Linked DNA regions of Mus musculus: region 2 is linked to region 1. The links are chromatin loops, found by intact Hi-C in ENCODE. Cell type or tissue: gastrocnemius. All regions are shown on one strand. Links, peaks and the distances in the headings refer to the core of each region. The heading gives the core; the rest is flanking DNA. Region 1 overlaps Tsku (tsukushi, small leucine rich proteoglycan). Region 2 holds the start of Myo7a (myosin VIIA).

Region 1 (15,118 bases), core at 3,935-11,934:
TGTCAGTGTCCTGGCTACATTGGGCATGTCCCCCATAGGGGGACATGTCTAGTCCTTACAGCAGCTCTTTGAAGGACTGTCTTCCCCTTTTCATTTCCTCTCTAGTATCTCCAAAATATTAGCAAGTGGCTCTTCAGATCCTTTAATGGGAGATGGGAGGGTTGGTCTCATTGGGCAAACTTGAGGTCTACAGGACAGGGGCTTGTCTCTTCCTGTTTCCCACTAGAGTTCCCCAGGGCCTAAGCAAGGGCCCTGGGAGATGTTCATGGCACAGCAGAGCAAGGTTCTGGCCTAGAGCATGTATCACCCAGGCTGCCTAGGTGGGTCTCCACCTGCAGTCCTGTCTCCTTTATCTCGTGGCAAGGACCGCTGCTATGTTCCAGATTCTCCAGGGAAGGCTGTGCACAGCTCTTCACAGATGAGGGTGCAGGGGTTTGTTGGCTTGTGTGAGGATGGCAGGATAGACTTTGCCTCCCTGTGCAGAGTCCAGGGCCAGGGCCCAGAGGAGAGCAACATCTGGGCTGTATTTGCCCCGCTGGTTACATAAACTAGAGCTCAGGAGAAGCCTCTTGGCATTTTGTGAGCCATTGTATAATCACCTCTGAGAGCCAAAGGGTGATTTGGGGGCCCCTTGCGGTGTTTATTTAAACCCCAGGCAGGGTGGGTTGGAGCAGATCAGCCTAGCTAGAGGGCGGGGTAGGGGTGGGAGTAATGATCTCTGGGAGAGTTCCCTGGGGAACAAAGGGGGCCTGGAGCAACTTAATATTTTCCTCTTGGTGCAAACATTGGAACACTCTGTCCTGCCTTGGCTGGGACTAAGCCCAGGATGCACCTGGGCCGGGTTTAATCCTCGAATTGGTCTCTACAAAAGAAAGGGGTGGGCAAGAAGGGCCCCAGGGTTGGGTAGGGGAGGCGAGACCAGGACGGAGCCAGAGTGCAGATCAAGTGGCTGCCCCTTTAAAGTTTCATGCAGGGCCGGTAATGCTACCCAGCTGCTCCCCAACCCCCAGCCTAGAAGGTGGGCAGGTCCTCACCCCTCTCACTTCACCCCTATTTCTTTCTCTGGAGGCCCGTGGAAGGGAGACAGGCAGGAGGACAGGCCACCCAGATGAAGAGCCTTCTGTCTCCTGAGTGGCTACCTAGCAGGGGAGGGGGCCACTTAGAGGTTCTCAGTTTATAACCCTCTGGTTCTCATGCTAATACCACCCAGCACGTGATTGCAAACCTTGAGTGTGCCTATACGGACCCATGTGACCCTTAGATATGACAGCATGCATAGCGTCAGACATAAGTAGCGGCTTATGTTGTAATTTCACAGAAGGAACTGAGGGGAAGGGGTGAGTGGCTTGGGTCGCAGCAAAGCCCCTTCTGGATTCTGCCTACTTCCCAGCAGCCCTCTGGGGGCAGGCGACAGAGATAGAAGCACTGAGCAGGCCTCCGTCTAATTCTGCCCTGTTTTGTGCTAGTTTTGGTGGCGAGGCACTTGTTCTCTCTGGGCCTCCGTTTCTTTTCCTGTACAATGGGGTAACAAGCCAGCCACCTTTCACAGTTAAAAGAGGGAGAGCAGAGAGGCGATCTGGCTATGTTAGTGGGAAGTAAGGCATGGGTAAGAAAACAGAGGCTTAGTTAGGATGGTGGATGTCTCACAAGCATCTTTGGGAGTCTGGACACTGGATCTCAAGTAGAAAGGAAGATGTTACTTACTGCATTGAGAACCAGCTAAGGTAGAGGGCAGTCAGCCAAGGATCCTGGCTCTGGTGTCTACGCCACATGGTACCACCATGCTTAGCTGTATTCATGCCTGTCTCTAACCCTTCAAAGCTCAGTTCTCCCTTAGTGGGATGGAGACACGACTCTGTCTTGTAGGTGATGGATGGTAAGGGTTAGAGGAGACAGTGTTCGGAGGCAGCCAACTCAGCAGCCGACCTGTGGTTTCATTTCAGCAAAGGTGAATGAAGCCCCCAACTCCACACTTGTGCTGTGAAGTCCTCTCTGGCCACACGGGTCTCCAGCAGCCTCTGAACTTCAGATCAGTAGTTATAGTAAAAGCAGCCAAGAGACCGTCCGGTCTAACAGATTTCACGTAAGATGTCCGGGTACCCTTACTTTGGTCAGAGCAGGCCACTTGGATCTCATGCTCCTGGTTGGAGGTCCACCCACCTGGTCCAACCCTTAACCGTACAGATGTGGGGACTGAGGGCTTAACCGTACAGATGTGGGGACTGAGGGCTTAACCGTACAGATGTGGGGACTGAGGGCTTAACCGTACAGATGTGGGGACTGAGGGCAAAGAAAAATAGGGACTAGGGGTTAAGAGTGTTCCAGGAGCGGTGACAAGTTCCAGCTGTGTCCCTACACTGGGCTGTCTCTTATAGGCCAGGATGCCAGTGTCTGGTACACCCACCCCTCACCTGCAGCTCTCTTTCCAGGTGTCACCATGCTGTGCTCTCTGTTCCTGCTGCTGCTGGCCGTGGGCAGAGTGCAGACGACTCGGCCGTGTTTCCCTGGCTGCCAGTGTGAAGAAGAGACATTCGGCCTCTTTGACAGTTTCAGCCTGATCCGTGTGGACTGCAGCAGCCTGGGCCCCCACATTGTGCCTGTGCCCATCCCTTTGGATACAGCCCACCTGGACCTGTCTTCCAACCGGCTAGAAACCGTGAATGAGTCAGTCTTGGCAGGGCCAGGCTATACCACACTGGCTGGCCTGGATCTCAGTTACAACCTGCTCACCAGCATCATGCCCTCTGCCTTCTCCCGACTGCGCTACCTGGAGTCACTTGACCTCAGCCACAATGGCCTGGCAGCCCTGCCGGCAGAGATTTTCACCAGCTCCCCCTTGAGTGACATCAATCTGAGCCATAACCGACTACGAGAGGTCTCGATATCTGCCTTCACCACCCACAGCCAGGGCCGGGCACTGCACGTGGACCTATCCCACAATCTTATCCATCGCCTGCTTCCCCATCCAGCCCGGGCCAGCCTGCCTGCACCTACCATTCAGAGCCTGAACCTGTCCTGGAACCGATTCCGAGCTGTGCCCGATCTCCGAGACCTACCCCTGCGTTACCTGAGCCTGGATGGGAACCCTCTGGCTACCATCAACCCAGATGCCTTCATGGGGCTGGCAGGCCTCACCCACCTGTCACTGGCCAGCCTGCAGGGCATCCTCCATCTACCACCCCACGGCTTCCGGGAGCTCCCAGGCCTTCAGGTCCTGGACTTGTCAGGCAACCCCAAGCTCAAGTGGGCAGGAGCTGAGGTGTTTTCAGGCCTGGGTTTGCTGCAGGAACTAGACCTGTCAGGCTCCAGCTTGGTGCCCCTGCCTGAGATGCTGCTGCATCACCTCCCTGCTTTACAAAGTGTCAGCGTAGGCCAGGATGTGCAGTGCCGGCGCCTGGTGCGGGAGGGCGCCTACCACCGGCAGCCTGGCTCCAGCCCTAAGGTAGTCCTACACTGTGGAGACACCCAGGAATCTGCTGCCAGGGGCCCAGACATTTTGTGACGAATGGTGTGGCCTGAGGCCACTTGACAGACTGCTGCCTGGGCTTGCTCAGGTCCCCACTAATATTTTAATGTGCCAATGCCTGTGGAGAGTCTACAGGCCTAAGTGGCGGCCATCTCAGTAAAGATATGGGCCAAGGATAGTTTTTGTACCTGGGGCCTATACCCAATAACAAAATCTGCCGGTTTGTCACAGTGGCTCACCTCCCAGAACTCTGAGCAAAGGGACTGTGATGCCAAACCAGACTTTGGTCCCTTCCTGAGCCCTGCTCCAGTTGTCCCTAAGTGCCTTCCCTTTTGTCTGGACTGACCTGACCCATGATGTTTGGACTACATGTAGGTGAGCGCCCGCATTGCAAAGCTGACTCAGGTCCACTGGGCTGAAGGTCCCTTGGAGCCCAGTGTCTAGTCACACCTTTTTGCTCTGGGCCCATGAGGCCTACTTCTTCCTTTTCTCATGGAATCCTGGGTAGAATCTTAATAATAGAAGGACTTAGAGAGAAAATCAAATCCACCCTCCTTGTGGGGAAGATGGTAATATGGGACCAAGAGCAGCAAACGTGCTCACCTGGTGTCTTGGAGCCCAGCCTCCTGCTGAGGTTGGGGGCTCTGCCATCCCTCCCCTGCTGGGTACCCTGTTACCATTCATTGTCTGTGCTGTTTCCCATTGTGCCCAGCAGTAGCAACAACAAGATCACATGGGTGGGGACCCTAGGTCCGGTGGCCAGCTTATGGCAGGAGCAAAGTCAGTCCCCCTTTCAGAGCCTCAGGAAGCTTGGAACACCTCAGTCACAAGCCTGTCAGTTTCTTCCTCTGGGATGGGAGTCCCGCAGCATCGAGACTGGAAACGTACACATTTCCCCCAGGGACCCTGTCTTACGATGCTTTTCTACGTCAATGCAATTGTGGCCATCTGGCCACAAGCTCCAAGGGACTTACAAGCTCAAGGGCCAGAGCCCAGAGACCCATTTTCCCCTCCAAGGAGTGGGGCAGGAAGGGTCTCCCAGGCACGCTGTGCTCACCCCCAGGGCCACATCTCAGCTCTCCAGCCCTGGATTCTTTCCTGTCTTCATTTTATGAGTTGTTGCCCTTTTTTTTTTTTTTTTTTTTTTTTTAATGAACTGTCACTTTTAACCCCCTCCTCTGCTGGCCGGGGGATGGAAAGGAAGATAAATGTTATTTGTTCACTTTTGTAAGACTCTGTTCTGGGTGTGGGCCAGGAGGTCTTAGAAAGAAGCTGGCTGTCAGTGACCATGTGGGCATTGAGGCTGGTCCCAGAGATGCTCGAAAGTCAGTGAAAGCTATGCCTTCTCATGCTAGCCCAGCCCAGCCCACCCTGCGACTGGTTCTTGGTTTAATAAACACATGTAAGAGTTCTTTCCACCACTGAACTAGCATTTGCTGACAAATCACTGGACTGGGGTTGGGACCACAAAGATACATTAGACCCTACCTTGGGCAGCTTATTGGGGGTGTATGACAATGTATGAGAGGCAGCCACTTGGGTGGACCAACCCTCTTTCTATACTCCATCCAGTTCCCTCACCCACATCCATGCCACCCCACCTCCACCCACCATCTGTCCAGCTTTAGCAGTGAGCTTGCTGGGGCCTTGCATGCCCCTGCCTCAGCTCAGGCTGTAGCTGTGGGGCTCTGTCCTTGTCCTACTTGAGCCCCTCAGCTCTTTCTCACCTAGGACAACCAGTTCCTAGTGTGCCTTGCTCTAACGGTCACTTCTGTTTGAACACTTCGGTGACAGCTTACTTCCAGTTTTTTGGGGACCAAGTTGGCTTGTCAACAGTTTGGTTCTGACTGACCAGTCTAAGGAGGTATCCAACACCGTCATCAACACCAACAACAATCTGTTGCTATACTCGAGCCAGGCTCTGTGCTGAGCTGGGTTCGCTGCCATGGGGGACACAACAGGATCCCTAGCTTGGAGCCAGTGATAGCCTAGCGGGAGCCTCGCATCGCTCATGAGAGGCAGACCAGAACAAGGAGGTGGCACTCAGGAAAGGTCATGGGTGAAAGGTGGATGGCATGGAGTCCAGAACATTCCAACAATGGGCATCCATCCAGGGATCTGTGTTTCCTTGCCAGTAAGGTCACCATGGGAAATGTATCTACTAGAAACTCTTGAGTCCAGGGTACCTGATCAGTGCAGAAAGAGCTGAGGTGGGAGGGTCCCAGTCACTCATGGGGGGATAGGCAGCCCTGGATACCAGGCAGGATAGGCTTCAGATGTAGGAGCGGGGAAATAATGTACTATTACACAATAGGCCTGGGCCCTCCCGAAGCCCTGCTGGTGGAAGAAATTCTGTTTTGTTTTGAGACAAGATCTCTCTACGAAGTTCTGTGCACACATAGGAATCTTAAAAACAGGTACAAAGCCAAAAGGGGGAGGAGAGAAAGAGAGATCTCAGCATTCCGGCTGCCACAGGGGCAGGGGTTGGTGGTGGTCACCAGCGATGCAGGATTCCCGAGGCAGAGCCAGGAGGACGATGGTTTACATTCAGGCTCTGGGGCTGCAAGGTTGGAGGTGAACTTGTGCTGCTAAATTAGACCCTATCTCAAAAACGGTAACAAAGGTAAAAACAAAAGGGGAGGCAAGGCTTGAGCTCCTGGAGTGAAGGCGAGGGCACAGACATCAGATTGCAGCCTCATCCTGTGACATGAGATGTCCAAACACTGCCATCCTAGCCTCTTGCCACCTTAGACCTCCCTCACTGGTAGTGCTCTCGAGAGGCATCTGGCCCACAGCACCACCTGGTGGCCACACCCCAGATTGGATGGACTGGTGGAGGAAGGCTTTAAGTACCATTCTCAGCTTCTAGCCACCCAGATACACTCAAGAGGGTCTCCCCCCAGCCCCCCAGAGGTCCTGTCACTTCCAGAATGCCTTAGAATAAACAGTCTCCAACTTCGTGCAAAGATTCCGTTTTGGATTCACATACACACACATAAAAAAACAAAACAAACAAACAAACAAACCACAAACCGATTGTGTGACTTCCCTGACCCTGAAAAGTGAGGGTGAAGATACCTCTGTCCACAAGAGGAGGGCATGAAGTCACATTTGTGCAGAACCAGAACTTTGGCAGTCACAAAATAAGGTGCCCCAGAAGTACCCTTCCTCTCTTCCTTGCAGTTGCGTCCAGAAGTTTTTCACCATATGTCTTAGGGATTTACTGCTGTGAACAGACACAAGGCAACTCTCATAAAAACAACATTTAACTGGTGCTGGCTTACAGGTTCAGAGGCTCAGTCCATTACCATCAAGTGGGAGCATGGCAGCATCCAGGCAAGAATGGCACAGGAGGAGCCGAGAGTTCTATGTCTGAAGGCTTCTAGGAGATGACTGGCTCTTGCATGGTTGGTTAGGAGGAAGGACTCATTGCCCACCCCAACAGTGACACCTCCAACAAGGCAACGCCTCCTAATAGTGTCACGCCCTGGACCAAGCATATTCAAACCACCACACCTTATAAATGAGGAAAACAGCCTCACTTTATCTACCGATACCATCATCCTCTCCTTGGCTGTTACTGCTAGAAGAGTGCTCAGAGACACCAAAAAGCCATCAGATTGAAGTTGTTTTTCTGTTGCAAATCGGGGAGATTGTACAACTCTGAGTAGATCCTATCAGACTATGTTGTGTAGACCCTCTAGCAGAAAAAGCCGAGGTCAAAGCTACGGATGTTTTTCTTCAAGGTCAAAGCTGCAGATGTTTTTCTTCTTGGCCCCTTTTCACATGTGTGAGACTCAAGCTCACACTTTGAGGTGCAGACCCAGGTCCCCCAGCAGGTGGCAGCACTCTGTGCTTCAGACCTAGCTAGACAATTTGGGACACGGTGTACAAGAACTCGAGTCTGCTGTTCAGAAGTGTTTAAAATTTCAAAATGGCAAGAGGAGCCGGAAAGCAAGCATAGGGTCCTTCTAAGGTGCCACTGTCCATGAAGCCACTGTTATGGGCTCTGGTCATCTCAATAGTAGAGAAAGCGAAGGCGTGCCTAGTGTGGTGAGGACACAGAACAGTCTGCTTCAGAGAGCCCATTGGAATCTTCGGGAACAGGAATTCCATTCTCTGTGTAGCCACATTCCAGTCCCTGTATCTTCCATACCAACAGGACCAAGGGCACTCAGAAAGAGTAGCAGAGAGGCAGAAACTCCCATCCAAGTGCCATCAGGCCAACTCACAAGCCACTTATTCATTTATTTTTTTGAACAAGCCCACCAGGAATGTGAAAGGCAGCTTTGTCACTACATGTGAAGTCCACACATACCTAGCTCCTTCCAAAGGTGATGTCTATGACAGTAGAGGTCACCAGAGGCTAACGTGGCCCCGGCCCTGGAAGGTCAACATTCCTTCTTAGCTAACATTCACTAGAGAGCAAATGTTTATCCTATCAGTAATGAATCATGGCCAGTATCCACAAAGGGAAGGTGCCCAGTGCCGGCCATGTCTACCGTACACTGCTGCCCAGTCAGTGTCCCAGGTAACAATCAATACTGTGCTCTGAGCTCAGCATTTAATATCCATCCTCAACGTACCTTCCAGCTACAGGAGCATGGCCATTCAGCTAAGCCACACGCCCCTGTTGGTTTTTCTCTTTTTCTTATCTTACCTTTTGTTTATTTAAGTACCACAGACTGTATTTGGGGGATTATTGTGTTTACCGAGCGTGGAGGGGATTTCCTCCTGTGTTTATTCTTTAATTACTGACACCATTTGCCATTTTAAGTCACACACTCCTTAGGCAAAATGTTTCAAACTGGGAAGATCAGAGTAGGTCATGTTTCTTGGTGTATATACGTGTGTGTGTGTGTGTGTGTGTGTGTGTGTGTGTGTGTGTGTTTGTGTGTGTATGTGTGTGTGTGTGTGTGTATCTACTACACATATGATAATCGTGTACATTGATACGGGAAAACACAGAAGAAGAGATATTGGTCAGAGGCTTGAAAGATCAAGCTAAGAACGATTTTCTAATTAATTGATTGTTAGAAGCAATAAATAAGCCAGGTGATACATAAGGGCTCGACTCTCGTGCTAAATGAAGGGTGGAAAGTCCCACTTTGAGGGAAAAAAAGCTGAATTCCCTAATGAATCAAAGACGGTGACCAATGACTTGACTCGGTGCACCTCAATAACAGTCCCCGGGTTTCCAGAAGGAGTTCATCTGGCCTCAACGCCTGGCACTGCTGATTCCTGGGGAAGTCACCCACCGTCTCTTTTAGCCATAGACTTGTATGTTTAAAGAAAAAATAGCTATGGAGGCCCCTCCCAGGGAAGTCGGTGTTGCTAAACATTTAGCATGATGCTTACAGTACAGTTAAATGATACATCCATGAAATATCTTTTATTTTGAACCACCCTCCACCTTGGCAAAATTCATAAGCCTCCATTTTTTTACTCTCCATCCTCTTTCTCCCCCTCCTTCTCCTTTTCCTTTTCTTCCTCCTCCTCCTCCTCTTCCTCCTCCTCCTCCTCCTCCTCCTCCTCCTCCTCCTCCTCCTCCTCCTCCTCCTCCTCCTCTTCCTTCTTCTCATTTTTTCTTGGGACTGCCAGCTCCCAGGGGAGATACCATGAGGAGCAGTACCATACTTAGGGACTTCCCTGAGTATGGCTTGGGGCTGGAGCTGACCCATTAGACTTGAGAGAAGTGGGAACTCCTGTCCCTTTCCTTTCTGAACACCTTTACCTTGTGCCTGAAAACCACCATTGCTCTTTGACTTAAGTGAGGACAGCTGTCTGAGGCTCCTCTGTGATGGGCAAGGGCTCAGGATGTCTGGGTGAGCCTACAGGGAGGACATGCACTGTTTCATGGGGCCAAAGAGGCACCTGCCACACTGCCAAGGGCTGTCACCTAGGAATGCTTTCTAAGGTGCAGACTGGAACAGAGGAGGCAAGATGGCAAAGCACACAAGGAAGGTGGCAGAAAGACAGGACCACATCCCTCCCTGTACTGCCTCTTGACTGTCAATGAGATGTCCTCATCAGACTAGTGTCCTGGTCTTCACAGCCTGGCCTTCACACCCACTTTGAATCCCAGCTGAACCTATGACTTCGATTAGGACAATGCGATTTTTATTTTGTTTCATCTTTTTTTCAAAGTTTACATTTTTAATATATGCTTATATGGATGCACACACACCAGAGGACACTTTGCAAGAGTTCATTCTCTCCATTCACACATGGTTCCCGAGGATGGTGCTCAGGCTGGCAAACTTGGAGACAAGCACCTTTACCCTCTGAGCCATTTTGACAGCCCATGGTTTGTTGTTTGAAATAGGGTCTCACCGTATAACTTACTCATTCTAGCCTGGAGTTCACTTCAGGCTCCCGAGTGCTGGGAGTATAGGCATATAATACCACACCCAGAACTGGAAGATGTACTTTAAATACAGGATAATGTAGAAGGCGGCCCATGTTAAACCTATCTTGTTTTATTTCCTTATTTATTTTAAACTTTTAATTTTTGTGGTACAAGGGAATTGAACCTAGAGTCTTACATCTTCCAGGCAAACTCTTCACCACGGATAGACATACACACATATATATTTCCCCCCTCAGCATAAGGCCTAAGTCTTAAGAGGATCTGGTTTGCTGCCATGGGAGCTCTGATGTGCCTTGTACAAAGTCTACCGAGAGCATGTAGAAAGCCCCCAAGACTACATGAAGAGAAAGAGAAGCTTCAGTCTCTCTCCCAGCAAGTTGAAGACCCTAGCTGACTCCACTCATACTAATGCCGGCCAAAGCAGACCAGTCAATCAGCTGAGCCCTGCCCCGCTGCCAAATCAACAGCAGATAACATGACGGTTACTCTAGGCCAATTCAACCCGTGCTGAATTAGCAGGATTCATAGTGAATTCAACCCATATGACAGCCCCCACAGGTCCCCAGCCTGCTGCCACATTCCTGCCCTCCTGTTAAGGTAGCCATGGGAAAAGGGTGGCTGAAGATACAAAGAAAATTCGAGATGAAAAAGATGTAGTCTTGGAATACTGCTATTTCAAGAGCCCTGCCTGGCTGGTGTTTAAAGTGTTCCATGAGCCCATGCAGCCAGAGGCTCACCTCTACTTGCAGGTTTGTATTACATCGCCCCTGCCCGGCCCTGCCTGTCTCCACTCCCTGCCGGGCTGACCCAAGTTCACTGTTCTGTTTGGGTGTCTTTACCCTCCCCTGGAGGCTTTCTCATACCCAGGGACTTCTGAGGAGTGAGAACAGAGTAGGGGAGCCTGTGGGAACCCAGGGGCTCCAGGCAGAGTTCTTCCCACAGATGTGAGGAAAGTCACACTTGGATCGAGCCCTAAATATTCTCTGTCACACAGATAGTAATTCCCTCAGCTTGCCCCACACCCTGTAACCCTGTGAGAGTGACCTGTGAGGCTGGAGGAAGGGGTTGTAGACAGACAGGCATCTGGCAGGGATCTGGGTTCTGAGTATGTTCAGGGGTGGCTCTAGACAGACCTTCCCTTTGCTGCTGTGTGAAAGAAGACGGCTAGGGGGCGGCAGAGGGGTGCAGGGGAGTGAGTGCCTCTCTGTCTTCACACCTCCAGCCTGATCAGTTTCTATCTGCCCTGCTTCAGCTTCCATGTCACCCCCTTCCAGCAGGGAGATGCTTTTTGTTTGTTTATATGTTGAGACAGGGTTTCTTTGTGCATCCCTGGCTGTCCTGGAATTCACTCTATAGATCAGGATGGCCTCGAACTCACAGAAATCCACCTGCCTCTGCCTCCCCATTGATTAAAGGTATGCATAGTCCTGGAGTGTATTTGTCAGATATACTGAGGACAGCAACAGTAACAGATATACTGTTACTAAATCCCTAAAGCAGTGATTCAGGTCATGAGTCTTTAGGGCTCTAATGATCCTTTCACAGGGATCACCCTAAACCATCAAAAACATGAACATTTATATTACTATTTATAATAATAGCAACAAAGTAATTTATGATTGGGGATCCCCACAGCATGAGGAACACTATTAAAGGGGTTGCAGCATTGGGAAGATTGAGAACCATTGCCCTGGGGTCCTTAATCCCCAGACTTGGGCCTGATACATAGGCCGATTGTGGCATACATATCTGGTGCATTAATAATTAAGTCAGTTACTGGTGGTTAGGTCTAGAGTAGTTGTTGGTATTCTGTCTGGATTCCACCCCCACAGTTACCTGGCAACAGCAAGGTAGCCCAGTCCACTATAAAAGGGGCTGCTTGCCCCCTCCTCTCTCTCTTACTCCTGCTTCCCTCTTGCTTCTCTCCTACCCTCTTGTTCCCCCTCTCTCTGCATTCCCTTCCTCCCTCTCTCCACGTGGCCATGGTGGGTCTCTGCTTCTCTGCTCTCTCCTCTCTGCCTTTCTCTGTCTCTGCTGCTCTCTTAACTCCCCTCCCCATTCCCTGAATAAACTCTATTCTGTGCTGTACCGTCGTGTGACTGGTCCCTCAGGGGGAAGGGATGCCTTGGCATGGGCCCGCCGAGGCACCCCCTTCCCCCACACCTCACCACACCACCTTAGATCATATATTAATATCTCTTTATCTTTTTATGATCACAATAGTTAAGTAGCTTTCTGGGTGTACACTTCAAGTTGTATTTCAAGCTCAGGGCAGAAACCAGTTTTCACAGGGCTGGAGAAATGATTCCATAGTTGATAGTGCTTCCTGCTCTTACAGAGGACCTGAGGTTGGTCCCCAGCTCCCAAGTCAAATGCTTCACCGCTACCTATAACTCCAGTTCCAGGGCATCCTATGTCTTCTTCTGGCCCTCGTGGTACCTTACACATGCACATACACACATACACATAAATAAAAAGAAATCTAAACAATAAAAGAAAGAGGGTTCAGAGAGATGGCTCAGTGGTTTAGTGCGCGCGTGTTGCTTTTGCAAAGGACCAGGGATTCCTTGCACCTCTATGGTGGTTCACAACCACCCAGAACTCCATTTCTGGATGATGCTATGCCCTCTTCTGACTTTAGTGGTCACCAAACATGCATGTGGTACAGACACATTCATGTAGGCAAAATACACATAAAATGAATAAATCTACAAAGCATGGACACCTACAAAGATGAGTACAAATAAATGAAAGAAACCAGATTTTGCTGTTTCTGGTGTGGAGGCCCTGCCCTGCCCTCCTTCTCTCCCTTTCTCCAGGACAGATGCCAGAGCCTCAGGCAGCAAGTGTGCCCCACCGTCTGGAGGTGGGCTAGGACAGTTGACCCCAGTGAACTTCCCCTATGGTTTTCTAGCCCCTTGACCTACGCCCACTCTGCTCTCCCTTCTTACTGATGATGAGAGTGCCCCAAGTGCCCCCATCCATGGCCCCATGGGCTCAGAGGGGTCTCTCCCTCAAGCTGCAGGAAACATCTTCCTCCCCTGCATGATTTCAATCGTGTTAGCCAAGCGAGGAGCTCAGGCCCACGTTTGCTCCTTCTGGGAGGTCTATGCCCCAGCTTGGGGGTGTGAGCAGCTGAAGTGCAAAGGATAATCCCAGAGTACTAGAAAGACCCGGAAACCATCTTATTTTCCCAAGTGTCTCACAGTTTAGCTTTAGGATTACATAATCTTTAAACTTTCACATGGGTGGGTGTGGTGGGTGTGGTTCAGGTCTTAGAACAAGCAGATCCAGATGGATTCTACTGCATAGCTGATACTGGAGTTTACAAAAGGATCTTACACATTTGAAAGCAGGGCAGGGATGTATGTCACAAGCCCCCCTCCAAACTGCCCTCTTTTCTCTCCTCTTAGAACGATTTGTGTTGACATGGAAAAGAAAAGAAAAGAAAAGAAAAGAAAAGAAAAGAAAAGAAAAGAAAAGAAAAGAAAAAGGAAAGGGAAGGGAAAGAAAAGAAAAGAAAAGAAAAGAAAAAAAGATGAGAGAAGAGAAGAGAGGAGAGGGGGGTGTCAGGGAGGAGAGGAGAGGAGAGGAGAGGAGAGGAGAGGAGAGGAGAGGAGAGGAGAGGAGAGGAGAGGAGAGGAGAGGAGAGGAGAGGAGAGATAGAGGGGGCTAAGATGATGTTGTAGCTGACAGGCTGGCCCAAAGGACCGGCAGGAGGCTAATTCACGAGGGGTAACCACTTTCTCTAGTGGACCTGTGAGAGATGACAAGAAAAATAAAACTCGAAGTCAAAGGCGACAGAATTCTAAGAGTGACAAGTGGATTAAGGAAGAAGGAGGGGTGGGTTGTGAGGAGGCGGGAAAGGGGGCTCAGCTCAGTTCTCCGTGGGTTTGGACGCCTCCCCTATCTGCCTCCAAAGCCTTGCATCTAGCAGAGACCCTACACATCGTCTTGGGGCACCCCGGGATAGGCTAAACTCAGCCCTGACCCATAGCCTCCCATGAAGGAGCCCCAGGCCAGCAACACAAGAAAGCAAAGTGACTGCGTAGTCAGGCCCCGGACTTCAGTTCCGAGGGTCTGACGGGGCGGAACTAAGAGCTTCCGGCTAAGCTTGTCATGGAGTTAATGCCCGGCAGGTGGCGCTGGGATTCCTACTCTGGTGGAAGCTCCTGGGCTTCTATTTCCTGCTTCCTTCCTGGACTCCTACTGACAGAAGCAACAAGTGAGTTGGAGGATGCTACAGGTCCGGAGCAGAGGGCAAATTCAGAAGCACGTATCTGATGACCAGAATTTTTCACGGTTACCAGGAACTCCATTCTCTTCACATAGTCCCCTCTGCTACAAGAACTTTCCTGCTCTCTGTTTCATAGAATTGAAAAATATTAATCCAGGTTCCCTAATAAATAGGGTTTTTGTTTTGTTCTGTTATTTTGTTTTAGAGTTTCCTATGTCCAAACCCAGGGATAGGTACTGAGGAAAGATCAGCGACTAAAGTCTCTGATGTTCGAGATGTTGGCACCTAGTTGGGAAGGGACAGCCCACACACACTGGACATGTTAAACAAGACCACACTACATACTGCCACAAGGTACAGAAGCAATAGATCAGTGTTCATAGGAGAGAATCGGGTCTCCGCGCTCTTACCTCTGAGCTGAGGTCTGAATGGAGGCCAAGCGAGGCCTGCAGGGACACTTCCCAGGGGAAACTCAGATGCCTCGCCCGTGAGAAAGGGACAGTGGGCAGGTGTGCAGTGTAAAGCCAACAGGGCAAGGACAGAGGCCTCGGCTGCCCGGGAGGCTACACTGTGGGGGTGTGCATCCCACCCCACCCCCACTGCAGAGGCAGCAGCTCAGCCATCTGAAGGATGGCCTGGACACACAAAGATCACTGCTGTGTGAGTACAGAACTGGCCAGAGCTGCCAGAGAGGAAGTCATTACCATCAACTGTGACGATGGCAGCTCGGTGGTAAAGATGTCAATGAGAATGAATGTAAAGGGTTTGAACTGTTTCTGGAGTTAAAAAACAAAACAAAACAAAACAAAACAAAACAAAACAAAACAAAGAGCAAAAAGCAAGCGAAGGAACAAACAACAAAATCCCTATCAACAAAAAGGAGTCTGATGAATCCAGCCCTGCGATGGCTTCCTTCTTGCTTTATCAGAGAGATAAGAAACGGAGCAGAGGGAGAAAACAGTTTGGCCAGGTCCCATAACTGATTAGTGATAAAATCTGGGCTTAAAGAGCATTGCTGTCTGCCACCCGTAGAGGGTTGTTTAAA
Region 2 (15,118 bases), core at 3,411-11,410, 230 kb after region 1:
GATCAGTATCCAGCAGCGGCCGAAGCGCTCAACTCGCCGGGAGGGCAAAGGCGAGAATCTGGCCATTGGCTTCGACATCTATAAGGTGAGCTCTGCGGGCCCACACCACTTGCGGTTGGCCTGGGCTCCGTGAGGTCTTGTGTGCCTGATGGTCTCACTGCCCCTCCCCCATCACTGCCCCTCCTCCAGGACTAGGCCTCTCATCTCCTGTAGTCTCTTGTGTTGGAGGCCTTTCCGTGCACAGGAGTAGGCAACCTTGTACAGAGACCAGCAGACTTGCCATAACTCCCCTGGCTTGGAAGTTGATGCCCTCCACATGTGATACTCAGTGTGGGGAGACAGTTGGCATGACAGATCCCGCGCCATACATGTCAGATCTTCAGAACTTACTGAACCCACGTGGGTGTGAGACACTGGTGCGTGCTTGCTCCCTAGCAGTCAGTGTTTATGAGAAAACCATTTGTTCTCTCCCCTGTGCTGGCTCATTCATGTGTTGACACGCCGTGACACTTTGTGTCATGTCATGCGCTGCTTTTCCGGGAGCTGTCCAGGATGTCCTGGCAGCTGGTAGTGCCATTTCATGGCTTTGGGATGTGAGTTAGGCATGTCATGATAAGTAGTCTTCCAAGACCGTGAAGATAAGTTCTGAGACACCACTGGACGACCCACACTGCAGGTAGCACCATACCGTAGCCATAAGGAAGACAGCTATGAACAGTTCATCGGTGAGCTCAGCACACCGTACAGATGTGCTGGCCAAACAAGGTGACTTGAGTCCCTCCTGTTGAGTGATTTGAGATAGTGTAGGATTTCAACACGTCTGAAATTGAAAAGACATCCATTGTTTCTGGAGGTTTCCTTTCACTGTTTTCAGAGCACGGCTGACTGTAGGCAACTGAAATCATGGAAATAGGAACTGAGGATAAGCAGGGTTGGCAGTGGGGGACAACTGCATTTGGTACCTTTGTGACAAAACTCCAGGGTCAGGCTGGGTATAGCGGCACATGCCTGTAATCCCAGCACGTAAGAGGCTTTGACAGGAAAACGAGGAGCAGCAAGACATGATCAGTTACAAAGCGAGTTCAAACCCGGGCTATAGGAGACCTTGTTTCAGAAGCAAAGCAAGAGAAAGGCTCCACAGGTAAAGAGGCTTGCTGCCAAAGCCTGATGCTGTGAGCTCGAAGGAAGGCATGCGAAGATGGAAGGAGAGAATTAACCCCACAACGGTGTCCTCTGACCAATACCTGTGTTCTGTGGCATGTATGTCCCCCATCATACACACACACATATATAATAAATAGTTTAAAAAAAAGAACTTATAGCTTCATTGGGATCACCAGGAGATTTCTCACCACTTTTAAATTATTTTTCTTGTGGTAAAAGTCACAGACCACCTAATTGAGCAATCTAATGTTTATAACCTAGAGATATCACTAGATTATCGTCTTTGTGAAGAGACGGTCCACTCCAGTAAGTCATTGCCACCCAATATGATAGAGCCTTCTGAGGGGGCCTCTGCAAAACACCCCAGCCAGCAGAGCATTGATCCGTGTGAGGCCAGGGGGAACTTCAGTTCAATATGACTCAGTAGCTGGTGTTGGTCCAAACTTCAAGAGTCTGACCCTGGGTGGTTCATTTTGGGGCAGCACAATTTGGAGAAAATTTTTTTCTGGTGATAAATCAATCCTGTGTGTACAATAGAGCTGAAGACATGGCTACATTGGACATCTTCATAAGGATAGGTTCTGTAAATTGACTGCATGGGGCATCTTCACAAGGCTAGGTTTTGTAGATTGGCTGCATGGGCATCGTAAGGGTCTGGAGGATCTGGTGTGGTCTCAGTTTATCAGCCACCTCCACTCCCAGCTATCACTCTGTGTGTTTAACATTCCTGGTTCCCTGGTGCTCATCTGTGAGCACAAGGGCCTCTGTGCTTTTCATACCCTTCCCTTCAGCCCTAACCAAACACTAACCTAATCTTGTCCTTATAGATGTGCTAGTTCTGGATATTGTCTGTCTGTGTATCCTACTGATCCTTTCGTGGTAGCCACTTGGAGATGGGATAGTCTCTGATGCGGGGCTGTTTATGCCCCATCTCCTCTTGTCTCCACACAGGTGGAAGAGAACCGCCAATACCGTATGCACAGCCTACAGCATAAGGCCGCCAGCTCCATCTACATCAATTCCCGCAGCGTTTTTTTGAGGACAGAGCTGCCCGAGGGCCGCTACGTTATCATCCCTACCACCTTTGAGCCAGGCCACACTGGCGAGTTCCTGCTCCGAGTCTTCACAGATGTCCCCTCCAACTGCCGGTGTGTGGGGGCTAGGGCTAGTGACCGCATGCATATATACCCCATGCTGGGCTGGATTTTAACATGGGTCTTACCATTACTACCACATGTCCCATCTGTCATCTGAGGATGAGAAATAGTATCTATAAGTGCTAAGTGCTCTGCCGTCCTGAGAGGAGGAGGTGGGGCAGAGAGGCTGGAGGCCTGTGGTAGTGGGTGTGGTTGAGTTTGCCATGAGGTTTGCTTAGCTCCTTGTTTTGAACCCCATCTGCACATTTGTCTTTATGCCGCCCATCCATTCCCCTATCCTGCCCTGTTTCAGGGAACTACGCCTGGATGAGCCCCCTCGGACCTGTTGGAGTTCCCTCTGTGGCTACCCTCAGCAGGTGGCCCAGGTACATGTCCTGGGGGCTGCTGGCCTCAAGGACTCCCCAACAGGTGAGCTCCTCTGGAGTTTACCTCAGGCTCCCTCTACTTCAGTGCACACCCCAGTCTCCTGAGACCTCAGCACCTGTAGACCATCAGCCATCCAGCGGGTGATGTGAGCTTCTAGAGAGGTCCACTCGTGCCTCCCTGGCGCCCCCATGTGGTGGGGACATCAGATAGCCGCTGGGGGTTCAGAGACAGCTTCTCTTCTTCTAGAGAAGGTGTTGAGCTGAGAAACCCATATACAGAGAACGATTGGCAAGAACCATAGGCCAGAGGCCACTCTGTACTCTTCCCTCTACCTGGCCCTAGAAAGTAGGGGACTAGGAAGGTGAATCAGTGTCCTGTTTCCCCTTCCCCTTTGGGACAAAGATCAGGTTGGCATGTCACCTTCCAGACACCTGTCCCATTAGGCTCTGTACCAGCCCCGTCCTCACCCCAGCTCCCCAATCCTCTCTCCAGGAGCAAACTCATATGTGATCATCAAGTGTGAGGGCGAAAAGGTTCGCTCAGCTGTGCAGAGAGGGACCTCGACACCAGAGTACAATGTAAAAGGCATCTTCTATCGCAAGAAGCTGGCTCAGCCTATCACCGTGCAGGTGAGACCCACTCACAAGCATATCCTGCCCCTCCCATAGCCTGTCGATCCGAGAGGTAGGGCCCTGGGCAGAGAACCCTTCCGTATGAGCCCAGGTGCAAGCTTCTGTTGCCTTGCCCCACCTCTTGCACCTCTGAGGGGGCTGATGTTTAGTCATTTTGGGTCTGAGAACCAACAAGGTTGGTCTCCCAGCTGAGGACAGTGGTGCTCTTTGCTGACCTGGCCCAAAGCCTTGGTCACTCTTCCTCAGAGCTTCCACAGTCAGTCTACTTGAGAAGGTGACACTGAGGTCATGTGTGGTGTGTGGCTGTCTCCTAAGAGCCCCGGGGAGCTGATCTGAATGCCAGTGACCTTGGGCACAGTTCCTTTCTCTCAGTCCAACATGACTGGAACACGGTGACTCTGAGCTCATTATCAAGGAACCTTCTCCTCTGTCCCCGGGGCCAGAGCAGCCTCTCTCTGGGCAGGAAACCATCTGTAAACAAATGCGTAGCACCCTGGGGGAGTTACTAGATTTTCCAAGTTTTCTTAACACTCGGTCCCAGTGGTTTAAATCACAGACTTGTAGATACTGAGTCTAGAAGGACCATTAGGGGCAGGTAATTCAAGGCAAATATTAAAATGAGATGCTGAGTGTGGTGGCCCACATCTTAATCTCAGGAGACAGAGGCAGACAGACTCTAGAAATTTGAGGCTAGCCCGATCTATGTAGATTAGACTGCTAGCAAGGGCTACATAGTGAAACATTGTCTCCTGAAAGAGAGAAAGGAAGGAAGGAAGGAGGGAGGGAGAGAGGAAGGGAGGGAGAGGGAGGGAGGGAGGAAAGAAAAAAGAAAGAAAGGAAGGAAGGAAGGAAGGAAGGAAGGAAGGAAGGAAGGAAGGAAGGAAGGAAGGAAGAAAGGAGCCAGGCAGAATTAGGTCAAGTTCAAAGTCCCTCCCCCTCCCAACCCAGTTCAAGTTTACTAGAGCTAGTAGTGACAGGTTGAGCTTTCTAAGTGGTAACATGCTTTTATGGGGAGCCTGAGGCTCTGGAAGAGGGCACCCCATCAGTCCATGGGCTTTTCCCTGACTGGGCTTGCACTGAGTGAAGAGGCTTCTAGGTCCGGCTGCCCTCACTCCCCACTGCCCTAGGCTATGTTCCTGGTCTTAGATAAACCCCTCCTTCTTCACCCTCTGTCTCCTCTCAGGTTTGGAATCACCGAGTCCTGAAGGATGAATTCCTGGGCCAGGTGCACCTGAAGACTGCCCCGGATGACCTGCAGGACCTCCACACCCTCCATCTCCAGGACCGCAGTAGCCGGCAGCCCAGTGACCTGCCAGGCATTGTAGCTGTGCGAGTCCTCTGCAGTGCCTCTCTCACGGCTGTCTGACCCCAGCCTGCCTGTCCTGCCCCACTAGTCCTCACCACTACTCGCATGTCCCCACCTTGCCTGGGACCAGCCTGGGAACCAGACACTGGGGCCCTTTCCTCACTCTTCCACTGACCCACTGTGTGACCTGAAGAGAGCCCTGCCCTCTCTGAGCCTCAGTGTTTGGAGGGCCCCAAAGAATTCCCGTCTTGTGGGGGAGTTTTCTTGCCTAAGATTTAATGCAGTTCTCTCTACCCAGTGGGCGCTGCTGTTAAGGGGCCATCTGCTGAAAACGTTTCCCCAGGCCCTGCTGTCTGCCAGGAGTGCCAAGTGTCAACTGTTTACACACAAACTGCCATGTCCCACGCCCCTTCCCTCTCCTTGTTTGCTATGGGGGAGATTGCTTCCCTCCCCAGATCTTTGCTATGTAGCTTAGAGTGACCTTAAACTTATGATCCCCCTGCCTCCACCTCCTCAATGCCGTACCACTATACCAGTTTGAGTGGTGCTGGGTATGGAACCCAGGGCTTTGTGCATGCTAGGCGAGCACTTACCAACTGAGCTACATCCCCAATCCCACTACAGCCCATTTTAAAACCATCTTGAAAGAACCCTTATTGGCATATGCAGGAGACATCTGCTCATTGTCTAATGCCTGACCCCCATTCATTTAGTTATTCAATATAGACTTGCCCAATTAGCCCATCGAGCCTCCCTAGGCTTCCCGATTCTCAGGTCTTCTCGGAGGCAGATCCCTTCCTGAGCTCCAGGCTCTGACTTCACCGTCACCCTCTGAAGAGCTATGATCATGCTGGTGAGAAAGTATGATTTCCCAACCTCTGCTTGTGGTGTTGGAAGGAGTGGCCTGGCCAGGCAGGTTGATGTAAGGCTATGGGAGACCCAAGGGGAACACATGCTGCCTCTGCTGAAAGACCCTGGGTTTTTCTTGGAAGAAAGGACTCTAGGGTGGATGGTACCAGGCCTTCAGGGTTAGATCATCTGTCAAGTGTCACCGATGGGGACTTCTCATGACCAGAGGGCTCTGCACCAGCATCCCCAAAGAGCCAAGAAGGCCACCATGCTTTTACTGTCCAGACCAAAATGTTGCTCTCAATCCCCAACATTTGATAGTCTTAGCATTTAAACAAAATCTCCGAGTGAGGGAGGCCAGCCCCCACATTTGTCCTCTGCAGGCTCATTTTGTTGAGCGTCTGCTTTTATCTTGACACTGAGCACGAGAGGGCACGGGTGGGTGCTCACAGTGGGACCTTCTTGGAGGAATCTCAGAGGGGGACAGAGATGAGATGTGCATTCCTGGCTGCCACCTGCATTCCTGAGGAACTCTTGTTTACTGGTGCTGTGGCTCACAGGTCCCCCTCTGTGCCCTCCTTCAGCTTCCAGGCCAGACTTAGTAGATAAATAGTAATAATAATAATAATACAATTGAGTTATCAGCCACAATTCCTTTTGGAACTGTTACACTCTGCCTCTGGTCCCTCCAACGTGGTCCTCTTCCTGGCTGGAGGTGCTGGATTCTGACTGCCATCTTGCTCCATGGTGGCTCTTCTGGCCTGGGACCCGGTCCACAGGAAGGGCTAGGAGCTGAATTAAAGATGAGAGCATCCCTCCTGCACACTGGGGCTTCCCTTCACCAGGAGCAAATCACTTCAACCTCCCGTGCCTCGTTTCCTCCCTCTGTAGCATGGGGCTCGAGACTCCTGTTTGTGAGGGACTCTTACAAGGATAAGAGCAAGGCCACACCACTTCCGCTGTGTATCAGTCTATCATACACTCCGCACGGTCACATGATCACTTCACTTCTCGATGGCTATTGCAGACCAAGACTGCAGTCAAGAAGGGAGGGTGAGCCTCACGATCTTGGGTCTCAGGGCCTGACATAGGGGTCTTAGCTCAGCCATATCCCTCTGAGGCACAGGGCGAGCAGGGACCAAGTAGCAGACGAGTCGATGCTTCACCTGGCATCTAGCCACTGCCTCCCACTTCTAGCAGAACTGGGTCAGCAGCCCTGTTCTTGCTTCCTCTCTCTTAAGCTAGGCCAGGCTGGCTCCTGGCTGTGAAGGAACTTCCGGTCCCCAAGAAGCCTTGAAGACTGGACAAGGGAGGACAGGGTGGAGCAGGGATAGCCGTGGCTTCATTTATCGTTTGCACCCAGGAGGCCTTGTAGTCTTCCAATTGCAGGAGATCAGCCCTACAGTGTATTCTACGTGAACCAACAGGGCCTGGCCTTCACTCCTCCAGGCCACAATGCCCTGGGGTCAAGGGAAAGGAACTCTGTTATCTTCTCAGAATAAATATTACTGCCGCTCTAGAGGGATCTGTCTGTTTCATTTTTCCCGTACCCCGCACCCCCCCACACACAAGGGTAAAGACAGAGGGCACAATGGGTAGCTGACCTCTGGTCAGAAGGATGAGCAAGGAAGGCCTTGGGAATCACAGATAAAAGCTGGCCTTGCTGGTTACCTAGTGAGTCAGAGCCCAGCTCTGTGGAATCCTTCAGGTTCCCTGCTTCCAGTCAGTGTGGGGCTGGCTTTGCTGAGCTCTGCCCATCTCAGGCCCTGGGGACATGGGGGCACACAGTTCCTGCTCTGCAGCAGCCTTCCAGCAACTGGGGAAAATGTACAAATCATGTCTGATCGAAGTACTGTAGTGTCCTTGATAAGCAGTGTCCCTAGGAGCTGACTCTTAGTCTCTGAGTTCAAGATCTGTGCCCTGTTCTAGTGGAGAGGAGAGACTTACATGCAGGCCACAGACGGAGGTGGCAGAGCAGAGATCCTGGGAAGGTGCGGTAGCTAGAGCTAGGAATTTATGGGCAGGGCCACGGGTAGAAGCTGGGTCGGGTTGTGGAAAACGAAATGATGGAATACGACGATAGATTGGATTTGAAGGGGCGAGGGTTGTATGAACTAAGACCAGTTCTGCAGTGGTTCAGATGTGGTGCCCTTAAGAGGCTCAGGTGCCAGAAACCAGTGCCCCTTCTGGATAGGGCAGAAAACAGGCAGAACCTGGAGAGGTACGGTGGAGCATGAGGTGGTAAGGACACACACCATCTCAGGTGGTTTGTTTTGGGGAAAACAAGCATGGATTTCTAGGTTTCTCCGATCGGGTGACCTGCTTAGCCGAGTTTGGGTGCTGAGGAAATGTCTCCGTTATGGTTCTGAGACCACTTTCTCACCCACCCACTGCCTTCCCAGCATGCACCTCAGCCTCAACGAAGCACACCTGCCCCAGTTGCCGCCTTGTCGATTGGGCTCTGGATGCTCCAACCTGTGTCTCTCCCACTCTGTGTAGGCTCATGCTACTCACCTGACTCATAAGTATCAGTTTCGTAGGTGAAGGCTGCGTTGGGTGCAAGTCAACCTTGGACCCTGGTCTCACTGTGGCACCCTGGTATGAGGAAGTTGACCGGCTTTTCCTTAGTCTTGTAGCAGTTGGCTGTGCCCAGCAGGTGGCACCATTGCACCATTGATTCTCCCCACTCCATACCACTATAGATTCCACCCCACCCTATTCCCCTCCCCACCTTAACCCACCCACCCCCACCGAAAAGCAGCTTTCCTGAGTAGATGTCCCAGCTGGCAAGTGTGGGCAGAAGAAGGGGCCAGGTCTCAGGAGGAGGAGGAGGAGGAGGAGGAGGAGGAAGAGGAAGAGGAGTCCTTCAGCCTCCTTCCTCATCTACCATGATGAGTATTTGTGTCCTGTTCATTCCCACCCACTCCCTTTTTTAAATCACACATTTAAATCACACACACACACACACACACACACACACACACACACACACACACACACCGGGTAAGTCTGTCCTGCGTGAGGTGGCTCCTACTCAGGTGGCTTTGCAAACTGTCTGGATAACAGCACACTCAAGACTCCTAGGACAGGCTGTGGGGGCCAGTTGTAGAGCCTGGGGGTGGGGTGCATCTTGGGGAGTCCTGGTTTGGATGTTGTGTCCAGCCAAGGCTCCAGGTATTGCCAAGCCTGCTCATTTATATGGTCTCTAGTAGTGCCCTGACGAGGGAAGCTGGGTGAGCAGGGGAGGCTACTGGGAACTGAGACCCAGCAAAATCATGAGGAAGATGGGACGTGATCAGGTGTCCTAACCATGCAGAGATGGCAGGTAGTAACACATGTGACAAGAGACCCTGAGGTCCTGATGGTTGGCCCCAGGCCCGAGGTTCCCACTGGCCAGCAGTGCCCCCTGGAGCTTCTATGCCTTGCATCCCTGCTGGTTAGCTTTACACAGCACCTTGGGCAACCTCTAGACGTTAGTCAGCAGCCCCAGCACAGCCCGCCCCTCATGCTGATGTCACCACATCCAGACCTTCGAGGCCCCCAGGGCTCCGCCTCCTGGGAGAAGGCTTTGGAGGGAGAGGGCGGGTGGCAGTGCAGGCTGGACAGCTGCCCTGAACAGAAAGAAAGAGTGACCCAGGGAGACAAGAAACAGAGTAGCCCAAGGGAAGCCCACAGCAGCAGCAGATCAAGGCTCAAGCTGGAGCTGAAAATTTGCAGGCTCCAGCCTCAGCTTCCAGAGTCCTCCTGACCTGTGACCCCTGGCTCCTGGCTGGGAGGTGGTGACTCGGAGGGTGTGGATAAAACCCAGGTAAGGATGGGCTGCCCTGGCTGGAACTTTTGGACTGGGGAGGAGTTACAGGCTGGGGCCTCCTCTGGAGCCTCTGCCCTTAGGTTCCTGGGACTGGACTCCCCTGAACCTACAGGGGCCTTGCCACCATAGGCATGGAAAGAAAATGCCCCGAGCCGTGCACATGGAGGCTTATGCCCTAGATGAGGGAATAGCTGAAGAGCACAGGGCCTGTGGAGTTGTTTCCGGGTTGGAGCTGGGTCAGGGGTATCCAGAGGCAGGGGTGAAAGATGGGAGTGGAGGCTGGGGGGGCAAGTGTGGATGCCTCTCTCTGCTTGGTCTTTTGGTCATCTCCCTGATAATCTATCTCTCCTTGCACACGTTGTTTCTTCTTTGTGTGCCTTACATTCTCTATCCGTGACCCAAGAACATGAAGGTTACCATCTGGGGTTGCCCAGGGGTCAAGGTAAAATCAGTTGTGGGTCTAGGGAAAAAAACAAAACAAAACAAAAAACTATGGTTCTTTGTTCTCAATTTGAAAAGCAACAGTCTTACACACTAGTCTAGTCTGGGATGGAGAGGTAGAGCCTCATGCATGGGGTAGAAGAGACCTGAGCTTTTCCATGGGTCTTCAGCTCTACCCTCCAAGTCTACAGTCCCAGTCTGTCCTGCAGCCTTGTACCAGCATGAGTGAGGCAGGGGCCAGGCAGCCTCTTCAGACGCCAGCTCTCATAACTACTGCTGCTGCCTTTGGGATTATCCCCCTGCCAGGACCCCAGCGTGGTGTAGGTCTCCCGAAGGACCATATGCCCATAGAGACCCAGGGCGTGGGGTCAGGGCTCAGGTGTCAGGCAGTGTCGTGGGCAGAGGATCAGATGTCCCAGTGCCTCTGAATGGACCCTTGTGAAAACTTAATGCTCACTCGAGGGGCAGGCCAGGCAGGGATGGAGGGGCCTCACACCAAGACCTATGGGCTGGGGCTGCTTCTGGTGACCACACTCGAGGCAGCAAATCCATCTCGAGCCTATTCCTGGGTCCAGCTCTGTGCTGGATGAGGTAAGAGATGAGGGCCACGAACAGGTGTTAGATCATTCTGCCATGTGTCCTAAAACTCCTAAAGCAGTCCTGAACCAGGAGCAGAGTCCAAATCTTACTTAGTGCCAAGTCTTCCCTGCCCTGCTGTGTGACCTTGGGTAAGAGATAGTCCTTCTCTGAACTTTGGGCAGCCTCAGGACATTAGTCCCTGTCCCAGCACAGCCCACCCCTCACGCTGATGTCTGGTACAGGGCTGACTACACTCCTTTCAAAGCCCTTTGGGATGACGAGGGCAGCTTTGGGCAGTGGAGGTGGTGACGGTAACTGAGGCTCTGGTCACATAGACTGAGCTTTAATCAGAAGGATGGAAACCAAGAAAGATTTCCGTGAGGGAGGAGGGGTAGGGGTGGGGTTGGGGAGGAGTCTAGGTGGCCCTGCAGATCCAAGCTGCCTGGGCTCAGGGCGTGCCATGGTCTCTTCCCACAGAGCTGTGTCTGGTCACTCCGGCAGGTGTGCTGACGTAGAAGCATGGTTATTCTGCAGAAGGTGAGTGCGTCTCCTCTCTCTCAGAGCTGCAGAGGGCCATGCTGGGTACCTCACATCCCACCCTGCATGTCCTCCTCTCTATGTGCTTAGCCATTGGAAACGGATTCCAGTTCTTCCTCTTGGCAAACTCCTACTTAGTCTTCAGAACCCAGCCGTGAGAATTCCCACCTCTGCCACCACGGCTTCTTTGGTTGCTGACACGTGTCTCTGGGCAGGAGTGATGATTCATCCCCCAGTCCCAGACATTCCAGACAGAGGAAGCACATGCAACGGCCCCAGTGTAGAAGGTCTTTGGGGAAGCAGTTAGCAAGTTTGCTTAGGGGGGACCTGGGCAGAAGTGAGTCAGGGTGACAGGGCCCAAGCTGGAGCTCCCCAGGGAAGAGGCACAGGTGCTGCCCATCAGCTGAGCCTTCCAGGCCCCCTACTCCCCAGAGCCATTCTGGTCTCTGACCCTCAGCCCTTCCCCGTGATCAGCCTGAGACTCATGAACTTCTTGGTCTCCAATGTGGGAGCCAGGAATGTAGGCAGTGCGCCAGATGGGCCGGGCACAGAGCCTTTGGGCTGAGAAGCCGGGTGCTACTGGGGCTCAGCCACGAGTTTCCTGTTGTCTCAGGCTATGAGAGGCCAACGGAGCAGCCTGGCTGGAAACCCCAAGGCTGCACAGGGCCCATGTGTTAAAGGCAGGCTATAGCTCTAGATCAGGAAAAAATTCAGGGACTGAAAGCTTGCTTGATGGCCCATCAGAGAAAGCCAAAGCCAGGCTAAAAGGGGCTGATGGGTGGTGATTCACACAGACACCCCCCAGAAGGAGGATCCAGGGTCCCCACAGGCCTCAGGGGTGTTCCCCAGAGCCTCTACCTGACTGGACTTCTTTTCCCCTGGACTGTTTGCTTCTGACTATCTGTGAATGGTGGCAAGCTTCGTCTTGCAGGGACTGTTTTGGTAGTGGATCTTTAAGTGAATGGTGGCTCTACCCATTTTCAAGTGGGACATACCTTTCTATTACATCTCTCATCCTCCACGGTGCCCCGGCCATAGGTGCTGACCGGCTCAGCAGGCTCTGGATTTGGATGATGCTGGGGGGGACCTTGAGCTGCCCATCCAGGTCCCTTCTGACCTGTGCTGTAATCCCTGAACTGCCAGACTCTGTTGCCTTTTCTGCCTGCCGCTCACTCCTGCCGGTCTCACCCTCTGCTCCCTCCCCTGACCTTTGCTTCCCCCTCCTGCTGCCTACATCCTCCCAGGCCTCAGCCTATTTTTGGGGAGACTCTTTGCTCCAGTGACCCTGGAGATCATGTCTCCTCTGAATTCCTGGACCCGAATAGAGTACTAGAAACAAGGGTAGCCTCCTCTTGCTCCTCAGCTTCCCTGCTGGGAACCAGGCCCCTGTGACTTGGGGTTGGGTACCGAGGGTTGCCCAGCTAAGAGCACCATTTAGATGCAAGAGCTAAGCTGGACTCCTGGCCTTGGCTTTCCATCTATGAAGCTGTAGGCTAATTGCTGCCATCACTTTGCAAAGGGCTGATGGTAGGAGGGTTGAGAGTATCATGTCCTGCTAATAGAACTGTCCAGCCTCGGCTTAGCATAGAAGTCCACAGAGGTCAGCTGCCACATACCTTCTGATAACGGTGCTGTGCCGTGTTCCCGTGCTTTTTTTCTCTTACTTTATTTAAGATGAGGAAATCCCAGGAGACCTCAGAGGATCCGATGGTGCTTTTTCCATGTGCAGGTTGCCCTCCCGTGGGAATATGTATTGCAGGTCATTCATTCAGTTTCTCTCCTTCCTTCTGTACCTCAGCCTTCCTGAACCACAGATTCAACTCACTCATCTTCATTCCTCCCTTCAAATCCAGCCTTCCTGAGCCACGACAGGGTGCCAGGCACATAGGACACGTGCACGACAGTGGGCTAATTCCTCAAACTCCGCTACTCCCAGAAAACCTTTTGCTTTGTGAAGGGTTCCAACTGGCCAGGCATGGCATCTGTGGTTGTCATCCTAAGTGATTCGGTGAAGCTATGGGGTGGGAACTCAGTCTATTTCCCACACGGGAAGAAACTGAGGTTCCAGCAGACTCACTGAAACATAATCTGGGCAGGCCCGGACATGACAGGAACAAGGAGCTGATGGAGAGACAGTTGTCAAGGAAAGGAGGCCTGGGGAGGGGCACAGGGACCGGGGCGGGGGGTGCGGGGAGGAGAAGCCAGACTGTCCCTGGGTGGCGTTGCAGGGTAGAGACTTTTTGTGGAGAAGCCTGCTGCCAGTCTGGGCACACCCTTTGTCTTCATGGCCTTATGAGTTAGACAGAATCCCTAGGGAGTCTTAGGGTATCTGGGGCCCCCTCACCCAGCCTCATTCACCTGCCCCACAGAGCCCCCACTGAGGCCTAGTTTCATGCCAAGCAGAACCCTGAAGATGAAGACTGTTCCCTGCCTCTCTGGAGAAGTTTCCAGACCAACTGAGTGTCATCTGGAAGCCAAAATGTGACAGCTAGATCCCAGGGGGACAGGAGGATGAGAGGAAGCCTGGGTATCAGAATCAGGGAAGCTGTGAGACTATAACAAAAGTCCCTCCTAACCTAAGTCCCAGGAAGATGTCCCCAGAGTGGCCAGGCCAGGTGACATTGGAAAGGAGACTCCTGGCCTCTGTGGTACACACGTAGCTTCTTTGAGGACCTTGAAGAGGCTTTTTCACTTCAGTCTGACATGACTTTCCTCTGTGTTCTGTGGTAGGCCAGGGTGGGAACCACGTGAATTTGACCCAGATCTGCAGGCAGAAGGTTTGAAGATAGCTCTGGGCCACATGCTGGTTGGATTGTGACTTAATAGAATATAATGCCTTCTTTGTCTCTTGTTACAAGTCATGACTTTGAATCTGTTAGGCCTGATACCGATGTGAACACCCGGCTCTCTCTTGGTTACTGTTTGCCTGGAACGCTATCTGCACAAAGACCTTGGATCTAAAGTGAGTCTCGTGCAGGCAGGAAGTCCTTGGTAGAATCCTGTGTTCTTATCCATTCTGTCGAGTTCTTCCTTTCAAGTGGTGCCTACTTAACTACTGGTGAGGACTTGACTTGCTGAGACCAGTCTCATTTACCCAAGGCTAGCCTCCGACTTGCCATGCAGTCAGGAATGACGCTGAACTTCTAATCCTCTGTCCCACCTCCCCAGCACTGTGGTTAAAGAATGCACCTTGACTGGTTTTATGTAGCACTGGGGTTTTGTGCTGGGCAAGCACTCCGCTGATTGAGCTCCATCCCCAGGCCCCTGCTAAGGCCTTTGCTGCTGAGCTATTTGTTCTCTAGACATTTTGTAACATCTCTAATCCTCTCATTATTGACATCTTTTGTGCTTAATTTATTTTTTCCAATTTACTATTTTGATTCCTTTTTCAAATCCTCCTTTTTATGAGTTTCTTCTTCTTCTTCTTCTCCCTCTCCCTCTCCCTCTCCCTCTCCCTCTCCCTCTCCCTCTCCCTCTCCCTCTCCCTCTCCCTCTCCCTCTCCCTCTCCCTCTCCCTCTCCCTCTCCCTCTCCCTCTCCCTCTCCCTCTCCCTCTCCCTCTCCCTCTCCCTCTCCCTCTCCCTCTCCCTCTCCCTCTCCCTCTCCTTCTCCCTCTCCCTCTCCCTCTCCCTCCCCTCCTTCTCCTTACTGCTCCTGCAGAGGTCTGAAATTCAGGTCCTAGCACAATGTCAGGTTGCTGGCTCACAGCAGCTAGGAGCTAGCTCCAGGGACTCCAACCTGTGCACTCACACATCTGCTGTACGTTTACACAGACACACAAACACATACACATAAATTTTAAAAAATTCTTTAAAATATTGTTTAAAAACACTTTTAAAGGTTTTTTTTCCCTTTATGGCTTCTCTTAGGCTTACAACTAAGATCTTAAATATACAATATAAAAACCAAAATAACTTCAATGGTGTATAAGAGACGTGAACCTCTAAAGATCCACAGCGTTTTCCATCTTCACAGCTTACAGCTTTACATACTGCGCATCAAACATATTAATACAGAGTTATAACTACTTTTTGCATTTCCAATCACAGGAAAGGAAGGGAGAATTACACACCAAAGTACAATACTGCTCTGTAGACCAGGCTAACCTTGAACTTACAGAGATCCACCTGCCTCTGCCTTCCACGTGATTAAAGGTGTGTGCCACCACTGTCTGGCTTTTAAATTTTATTTAATTTAATTTTTTTTATACAGACTCTTGCTATGTTGCTCAAGCCATCCTTGAGCTCACTGTGTAGCATAGGCTGGGTTCAAACTCC

The links. A loop is a pair of places that touch in the nucleus more often than their neighbours do. Peaks named below come from ENCODE experiments on the same cell type or tissue, not always from the same donor. Only the 100,000 strongest peaks of a DNase experiment are listed, where the experiment ranks them.
Region 2: a loop joins it to region 1, with 2.9 times the contacts of the local background. A loop is called at or near these places in 3 of 42 quality-filtered maps.

Annotation. Positions count from the first base shown.
Region 1 is chr7:98,340,442-98,355,559 of GRCm38, reverse strand. Tsku (tsukushi, small leucine rich proteoglycan) reads left to right here. Exons shown (of 2, transcript NM_001024619.3): 2 at 2,430-4,892. The coding sequence starts at 2,438. The coding sequence ends at 3,502. Among named protein-coding and RNA genes, the nearest start is that of Tsku, 13 kb to the left of the region's middle. In gastrocnemius, for the core only: CTCF peaks have their summits at 6,282 (motif pointing left), 7,297 (motif pointing right) and 11,001; DNase peaks (open chromatin) are centred at 6,262, 7,308, 10,291 and 11,005.
Region 2 is chr7:98,113,440-98,128,557 of GRCm38, reverse strand. Myo7a (myosin VIIA) reads left to right here and starts at 9,065. Exons shown (of 49, transcript NM_008663.2): 1 at 9,065-9,282; 2 at 10,783-10,842. The coding sequence starts at 10,825. Capn5 (calpain 5) reads left to right here. Exons shown (of 13, transcript NM_007602.4): 9 at 1-85; 10 at 2,116-2,312; 11 at 2,614-2,729; 12 at 3,180-3,316; 13 at 4,503-6,999. The coding sequence ends at 4,685. In gastrocnemius, for the core only: a CTCF peak has its summit at 8,105 (motif pointing right); DNase peaks (open chromatin) are centred at 8,125, 8,964 and 11,377; H3K4me3 peaks cover 913 bases; H3K27ac peaks cover 2,095 bases.